2 separate regions of the Homo sapiens genome follow, and region 1 is linked to region 2. A link is a loop called in an ENCODE intact Hi-C map of the cell type or tissue named here. Cell type or tissue: CD14-positive monocyte. All regions are shown on one strand. Links, peaks and the distances in the headings refer to the core of each region. The heading gives the core; the rest is flanking DNA. Region 1 overlaps CFAP61 (cilia and flagella associated protein 61). Region 2 holds the start of CFAP61-AS1 (CFAP61 antisense RNA 1).

Region 1 (4,399 bases), core at 68-4,067, 66 kb after region 2:
AATAATAAGGGAGTGAAATATCTTGCTCTATGGAGTTTGCTAGTTCTTGCAGCCTCAGCCTCACAAAAGGTCATTCTCTCTTGCTCCTTTGTCCCCCTGACTCGTGGGGGTTTATATGTGCACATATACACTTTTTTTTTTCTTTTCCTACAGAAAATAGATAGGAAATGGGCATGATTGTGAGTGAGGCTGAGTGGCCGCCTGGCCTAATGCTGGCCTGGGCTCTCTGCAGCCTAATTAAAGGAAAATGGTTGTGCTCTCTATGAAGAGAGAAGCAGAATGAGAGCAGACAGGCACAGGAAGGGAAGCTGAAGCACTAAGAGCTTCCCCTTTTCTGCAGAATTAAATGCTAACCTTGCCTCATACTATTAGTGCTGAACTTATATAACAAATCAATGTAAATAGCTGGCCAACTTCCAGGGCACTAGATTTATTGTGCAAATTCAATTAGTGCAGCCCCTAAGAAACCAGCAATGTGCAAACAAATACTGTAGATGGACTAAAAGGGAAGAGGCAGAGCACTAAGACTCAGTCCTGTACCCTGACGGCAGACATTGCTGTAAGGCACTGCCAAACCCAGCTTCCCACCATGGCAAAGTGTGTGAATGACCCGCGGCTGTGCTTTCAGGATAAACTTAAATAGAAACAAAATTCTTAAGTGTCTAAACATTATGCTATTTCTACAAGAAAACTGGTTCGCTCTGGCAAGTAAGACCAAAAGTCAGACAGGTCAGAAGAAAATTCAGCCTGCTTGGGCTTTAGAATGCCTGGGCCTTAATTCCGGGGCCACTTTTCCCAACTGCCATCTCAATATGTTCAGTGAACAACTGGTTTAACTATTTTGATTTACTTGGCTCACCCAGTGTAGTAAGCAGGCAAAACAGCAAAGAAATAACTCCATTTGGACAGTTTGCATTTAATTTTCATCAATTCAGACACAAAAAAAGTAAGGCCTCAGTTTAACAATTTCCATGCAATTTTTATTTGTTTCCACAGAATTCTTTTTTAAATTAAAAAAGGTCTCACTTTGTTGCCCAGGCTTGAGTTCTGTGGCATGATCATAGCTCACTACAGCCTCAAACTCGGGCTCAAGTGATCCTCCTGCCTCTGCCTCCCAAATAGCTAGGACTACAGGCACGCACCACCACGTCCAGCTAATTTTTATTTTTTAATTTTTGTAGAGACAAGCGTCTCCCTATGTTGCCCAGACTGGTCTCAAGCTCCTGTCCTCAATCCTCCCACTTCAGCTTCCCACAGCACTGAGATTACAGGCATGAGCCAATGTACCTGGCCCATTTCCACATAATTCTTTAGTGAAAGACAAAACTTCAAGAAAGCTAGTTACGATGTCCTCTTACCTTTATTGCTCTATAAAATGGCAGGCAAATTAATTTATGCAGTACTTTCAAATGGAGGAAAAGCATTCCCTGAGGAGAAAAACTGCAGTTATGCCAAAGAAAGACTTTCTTTGAATTAAGCAGCAAACAAAAAAGTATTTTAATATTTTAGTTTCTAATTCACACCAGAAAGGATGTGAAGCAGCCTACACAAACATATGCAATAGGATAATTAAGAACAATAGCAGTAATAATCATTGATACGGAGCCTCTCCCCTGTGCCAGGCATAATGCCACATCTTTTACCTGGAGTGTCTCCTTGAATTCGGATAGTAACTCTTGGAACAAAGGACCATCATTATCCCCGTTTTACAGCTAAGAAGACTGAGACTAAGAGAGACTAACGCTAACTAGCTCCAGATTACATAAGCTGACAAGTGGCAGAGCTGGGGTAAAAAGAAAAAGGACATTAGTAAATGGGAAACTGAGGCCAGGTCAGCAACACGAATCTGAGCTGAGATGGAGAGACCACCAACGCAAGCATCGGTCTTTGTTTAGTCAACTTGCATCCTGAGAATGGATCACCAACTCAGCCCATATGTGTGGCTTCCCACTCCTTAGAGATCAGAGCAAGGAGAGAAATGTTAGCACTGGCTAGATTCGTAATTCATGAATTAACATATTCCATCTTCTAAGCTGTTCCCGGGCTGAGTGTCTGGGATTCAGAAAAACAAATGGACAGCAGACAGATCCTTCAGGTAATTCTTCAACATTCTGAAAACTAAGACTCTGGTTGCAAGGGTGGCAGGGAATTTCTGGTCCCGTCCAGAGCAAATGTGACCTGATGAAGGCACAGAAGGTCAGATTCCATGTTCTTATAGACATCAAAGGACCTAAAGGAAAACTTGTGCTTGCAAGAGAGCTCAGCCTCCCTCCCTCGTCAGGGGAGGTCGTGGGGCCTGTGGGCTGGTCAGGATTTCCCTCCGAGACAGCTCTGGGTGTTCAGCTCACAGACAACACACATCATGCTGGTCCCAGTGGCCTCCAGCAGAGGCAAACCATGCACTTGGAGCAGAGAAAGCCTTGCAAAGCAGTGCCTCCCAGCACCAGTGCTGCCAGGCAAGGGAGCCCAGGGTGTGGGAGGCACCTAGTTTTAAGCAATGTTAACTTCTTCTTTTTTTTTTGAGACAAAGTCTCGCTCTGTCGCCCAGGCTAGAGAGCAGTGGCACAATCTCAGCTCACTGCAACCTCTGCCTCCCGGATTCAAGCAATTCTCCTGCCTCAGCCTCCCAAGTAGCTGGTACTACAGGCATGCACCACCACACCCTGCTAATTTTTGTATTTTTTGTAGAGACGGGGTTTCGCCATCTTGGCCAGGCTGGTCTCGAACTCCTGACCTCAAGTGATCCGCCTGCCTCGGCCTCCCAAAGTGCTGGCATTACAGGCATAAGCCGCTGTGTGTGGCCATAGTGTTAGCCTCTGAATTCCCAGGTAAACCAGGATCATTGGCAAAACAGTGCTCTGTAGCATTAAGAGAGAGGAATTTTACAAGCCATTCAGAAAATAGCTGATTTCTGCTGAAAATTAGAATTTCAGTCTTAGTGCCAATGAATTGTAAGCCGTTTTTCTGCAGAGCAGGAAACATCTGAGGCCAGCTCTGCATTGTGACAATGAGACCACAGCCAAATTATATTTCGAGGCTGCTGCTCTTTCGGTTATGTAAATCATAGCATGTGACAATTACAACTGGTCATCAAAGAACTAGTTGGTTTTGCTTTCAAAATCATTAATCTTACCTTTCTAGATCTGCCTCAAAGCAATCAAAAAATTGACTAGATACGGATTCTTGCAAACTCAGGCTGAACTCAAGGAAATATTCAGTCCGATTTCCATCTCAGTCTTTGGGATTTTTTGTTGCAGGGCATCAGGGCTGTGTCTGCTCGTGTCATGGGGTCTCATTTCCAAGCAAACCCAGGAATAACTAGAAATACTTACTTGTTCCTATTCTTATTTTTGAAAATTGTACTGAAATGCATGAATTTACATTCTTTCATGAGTAGAATAAAATGATCATAACCCTACCTGACAGTGTGAATGCAAATTGTGCCTGTTCTCTGCAGTTAAGCCAGGTCGGGCCAGATGGGAACATGTAGGACTCTGAGGATACAGGGAGTTTCCCACTGGCTTGGAGGTAGAAGTCACACATGGAAAATATTCTGTGGGTTTTTTTCCCCAGAGTGTTCGGTTTTGGAGTAGTTGGAGTCTAGAGTGATAAACATGTTCTAGCTCTGGAAACCTCAACCAAAAACATCTCCCAATTTTCATAAATTTAAGAAAAGATTTTTGTTAAAAGTAGATGCTGTAGAGTCTTCGGGGTATCACAGCTGATAAAACATCCATTCTCTCTTTCCCCTTCAGGAACAGAATTCTGATTTATAAGGAAGTACATCATATCTAAAATAAATGACAGTGGTTCCCAGCCTCCCATGCAACCAAGAAAGCCATATGGCCAACTATTGGCCAATAAGATATAAATGGAAGTGCTTTGTGAAACTTCCAGGAACTCTCCTTAGAAGAAAGGAGATGAGTCCTCTTTTTCCCATACTTCATCCCAGAACATATATGTGATGGCTGGAGCTCAGCAGCCATTTTGAATCATGAGGCCAAGGCCCCTATGAATGTACTCTGCTCTGATGTCCATGGAACCACCCTGGCAGCCCTAGACTCCCCATCTAGACCTTCTCTACCTGAAAAAAGTACACTTCTGCCTTTTGAAAGCCACAGTTACTTTGAAACTTTCTGTAATTTCAATCATATCTAATCCTAGCTAATGTAGGGGATACTTGGGAAACTGGGGTGATTAAGAGAGTTGCTAGAAAGACTCGGGAAAAAGCATAAGGAAATAAGATTTGGTTGCACAGTTGTTCAGAGCATGGGTTACACAGAACTATGGGTAGGACCTAGTTCAGCCACTTATTAACTCTGTGACCTTGGGCAACTCATTTAAGCTCTCTGAATCTATGTCTTCATCTGTAAAATGGGCCAGCATGTCCCACTTTCTA
Region 2 (4,399 bases), core at 146-4,145:
CAACCACAGACAGAATTATACCCACAGAGGCTCCCAGGAAATGCAGCAAAGAGTAGGATCCAGTGTGAGAGGAGGCCTCGAGGTAGAGCCTCCTAAATAAACCATTGGCTTCTCTGGCAGGCTGAAATACATTTAGCTGGGAGGGCATTCCATATAGAAATACAAATTCATGCCAAATCACTTCAGTCACCTTGTGACCTCTATTTCTTAACTGAGACTTTGGGTATATGATACTTGAGTTTCATTGCTGGGCTTTCAAATCCCTTTTCATACTGCAGAAAGCCTAGTGATCTTTCCAGAACTGCATTTTGAAAAGAATATAGCTGTTGCAGCATTGCTTCTGAGACATCTACAGTACCATACTTGGCTGAAGCTCCAAGCCATTTCTTTGATAATTTCAGCTCTACTCTATCTCAGTGTCACTTGTATCCAGCATAGTGCCTGGCACATAGTAAATGCAAAATAAATGTTTTACTGAATGTAAGTGAAGACAGTTCAGGATGTAACTCTTTTCCTTACCTCCCACATGGTGAGTTTTATCAAAACTTTTTGCATTCGGCCTACCTGGAAATAGATGGTCAATTGAGATGAAGACAAGAGAACCCTTGAATGAAATTGAAGCTATTCTTTAAAAATTCATCCTTAGTAATGAGAGTAATAACATGCTGGCTACACAGGATGAGTTAAGCTCCTCCTCACGAATAACAGACATTTATAAAGTCAGTCTAGCTCAGGTTCTGGAGTCACGTGACTTGGGTTCAAATCTTGGGTCTGCCGTTTCCCTGGGCAAGTTACTTAACTGCTTTGTGTCTCAGATTCTAGATAATATCTACCTCACATGGGTTGCTGAGAGGGTGAAAAGAGATAAATGAGATTACATGCCATACTCAGGACAGTCTCTCATACATAGAAAGAGTTTCATAGAGGCTGCCATTAGCATTGCTCTTACTTCTATGTGTGATGGAATTAAAGGTACCCTAGAGTAGAAGTCTCAGCCCTTGCCACCAGGGCCCTGATGAAGTTGAGGATATCAGTCTCTATTTAAAGACAGGGATCCGTGTACACCAGGTGCCAGTCAGCTATAGAGGCACTGTGGCCTTCAGGAGAGCCCTGGAGGCTGTGAAGTTTGGAGAAGGCCTCCCCGAGAAAGGAGGATTTGAGCTCAGTCTTGAAGAGGGACAGGATAAGAAGAGAGAGAGGCTGGGGGAGTTTGGATTGTGTCCAAAAGACACTGGGCCAACAACGTGGGCTGGGCAGAGTCTGTGAAGGGCAGCAGCAGGAGATGAAGCCAGAGGCATGGGCAGGGACAGACACTGGCGGGCCGCAAGCACCCAGCCACGTCCAAGTTTAACTGGTTACCTTTTAGGGATGGGAGCTGACCAGGCGGGTGCCGCTGTACACACATAGCACTTTGGGAAAATGGCCTTTCCATCTGTAGTACCCATGCCAGCAGAGAGAAGGTGACCACGGGAGAATGGCTTACCATGGATGGCAGTAGCCAATAGGGGCGAGGCAGCTGTGGATGCAGGAGCTAGCTGGAAGTGGCCACCCTTGCTGCATGTGGTGGTCTTGCTGACACAGCCACTGCTAGCTTATTTCCAAGTCAGCGATGAGATGGTGGTGTTGCAGGGCTTTTCCGTAGTTCAGCTAAAGATGGGGTCCTTGTCCGTCCCGTGGCCACGAAAACGTAGCCTCGCAGACGGTTTGAAGGGTGAGTTAAACAGGGTTTTACTGGGTGAAAGGAAAAAAATGGGGTGGAGGAGGGGGAAGCAGGATCCTCCGCAAGGCAAGCCGGCTACTTGATTCCCAGGTTCCACACAGGAAGAGGAGGGGCCAGGCTCCTCCCCACTGCAGATGGCATGCATTTCCGGAGGCTCCACCCCAATGTGCAGGCTGGTTGGAGTTTTTCTAGGGACTCCCTCCCACCTGCCTGTCTCATTGGCATTTGAAGCCAGAAGCTAGAAGTCTGGCACATGATGGAAAGCAAGGAGCAGGGCTGTGCTTATGCACGTTTGAAAAGTCGCATGGAGCCATCCGTGACCGTCCTGGACATTTCAGTCCTTGCTTTTTCTTCATGTCACCCTAATAACACCAGGAGGAATGTGGACAGTTTTCATCATAGTTTATTTTTACTCCCTCAGTGCTAATTTCCCCTTTTTTAAATACTTTAGCATGTGAGTTGGGGCAAGGGAGCCAAGGACAGTGAAAAATAGTTTCATCGTGTCCCACTGGCTGTGGTTGGGTGACATGTCCCTCCGGGAACCACACCCTGAATCCTAACAAACACCAGTGCTGATGTTACTGAAGCCCAGGGATGTGAGGGGAGAATGGTGGATGGATTGTTCTAGAACAGTGGATATTGGGCATCAAGAACAAGAGATACTCCCAGGAGGAAGTCGGCTCTCCTTTGAACTTCTACCCATTGCAGACGCACACAGATACCACCCCAGAGAGTAGCTCCTTCCCACAGTCACTGTTGTATTTCACATCTTCTGCTTCCAAAGGAGAACACAGTGGTTCTGTGATGGAATTAGTCCATCCAGAGGACATGGTTTTCCGGGCTCTAGAGTTGGATGGATTTATAGAAGTAAATTACCCTAAACTATTAGAACTGCTCTAGTGCCATGGAGAAGAGCTGACATCACAGGCTCAAATGCTGCTTTCAACTGCAAACAAAACCTGGAGTGTTCTGCTGGGGGGTTTCTGATAGAACCCAGCAACCCGATACATTATAACAATTTATGGCACTAATTGAAACTAATTGAAATTCATCTGCTATTACCTCTGTACTTTCCATGAAAATGAAAAGTAGGATGAAAGTAAAGTAAAAAAAATAAACTACCTTAATGGCTCAAAATGGATCAATTATTTTCATCTTTAGCTAAATACAGTTTACTGCCTTATTAAAAGCATGTTTGTAGGAAAAGTATAACATTAAAATTCCACTGCATGCATCATCGAACAGAGGCTTTGTTATGTTATATCTAATATATTCTTCCCTTTTTATTCAGCAGAGCAGAACGGGACAGGTCACGTTTTGGGCATAGAAATCTTATGCTTTGGCTTCTAAAAAGTAAAAAGCGCATTGTCTGGTTCTATTCGTGGGCTATATATATATATATATATATATATATATACACACACACACACACACATACATATATGTATATACACACACATATATACATATATGTATATATACACATATATACATATATGTATATATATACACGTATATGTGCATATATACATATATATTTCATTAAAATACAAAAGAATAGGTAAATATGCATAGACATAATTTAAAATATATAAACTATAAAATGTAACATACACATATATGTATATGTGTACATATATATATATACACACACATATATAGACAGAATCTTGCTCTGCCATCCAGGCTGGAGTGCAGTGGTGCAATCTAGGCTCACTGCAACCTCTGCCTCTCAGGCTCAAGTGATTCTCCTGCCTCAGCCTCCTGAGAAGCTCAGATTACAGGCATGCACCACCATACCCGGCTAATTTTTGTATTTTTAGTAGAGATGGGGTTTCACCATGTTGGCCAGGCTGGACTCAAACTCCTAACCTCAAGTGATCCTCCCGCCTTCGCCTCCCGAAGTGCTGGGATTACAGGCATGAGCCACCACTCCTGGCCTGTTTTTTAATGAGTGTTTATTTCACAATTTATTAATAATCTGTGATTGCTACTTAAAAATATTTCATTATCTAGTTATTTGCTGAAGATATTTACCCATATAAAATGCCAGTTGGAGTATATTTTAGTAACGTGTTACATATCCATCTGCAAGTGTACTGCAGTGCTATGAGACCTGATTTTGAAATAGACTCACAGGGTTTGAGTCCTGGTGACCCACCTGCTTGCCATGTGACCTGACCTTGAGCTCAAGATTTAACCTCTCTGTACCTTATTTTCTGGATAAAATGATAAACCCTGTCTCACAGGCCTGTTGTGAGGATGAATGAGTCATATGTAACCACTGTATGTCTGTTTTGAAGCAGAAAAAGGAAACATAATTATTCATTAAAATACAAAAGAATAGGTAAATATGCATAGACATAATTTAAAATATATAAACTATAAAATGTAACATATAATTCTTGTTTCTCTGGCCTTAAAAATATAATAACTATGAAGAAAACTTCATGTTAATATTGTGTGCATAAATCCTGAATTTATTTCTTATACTCTTGAGATCTAACTTCATGGCCAGACCACCAGACCAGCAAATCTTTCCCTCCAAGTCCCGATTCTCTCCATGGAGAAGCTTCATCTTTATAGCATTGAGCGTGACCATGAAATGACAGCAGAGCACAATTTCCAGATGTTTTAAAGTCAAGCACTCAGTTCAAAAGAATAAAATGACTTTTTAGC

Evidence for each region. Peaks named below come from ENCODE experiments on the same cell type or tissue, not always from the same donor. Only the 100,000 strongest peaks of a DNase experiment are listed, where the experiment ranks them.
Region 1: it touches region 2 in a loop (2.5-fold over the local background); 1 of 110 quality-filtered maps calls a loop at or near these places.

Annotation. Positions count from the first base shown.
Region 1 is chr20:20,331,624-20,336,022 of GRCh38, forward strand. The region is part of intron 25 of CFAP61 (cilia and flagella associated protein 61); the gene reads left to right. Among named protein-coding and RNA genes, the nearest start is that of INSM1, 34 kb to the right of the region's middle. RefSeq lists a silencer at 2,924-3,123. In CD14-positive monocyte, for the core only: no CTCF peak of the experiment used is centred there; DNase peaks (open chromatin) are centred at 308 and 2,448; H3K4me3 peaks cover 921 bases; H3K27ac peaks cover 2,514 bases.
Region 2 is chr20:20,266,011-20,270,409 of GRCh38, forward strand. All of the region lies in intron 21 of CFAP61 (cilia and flagella associated protein 61), which reads left to right. CFAP61-AS1 (CFAP61 antisense RNA 1) reads right to left here and starts at 1,827. Exons shown (of 4, transcript NR_183979.1): 1 at 1,484-1,827. RefSeq lists an enhancer at 1,056-1,556. In CD14-positive monocyte, for the core only: no CTCF peak of the experiment used is centred there; a DNase peak (open chromatin) is centred at 2,231; H3K4me3 peaks cover 1,758 bases; H3K27ac peaks cover 2,176 bases.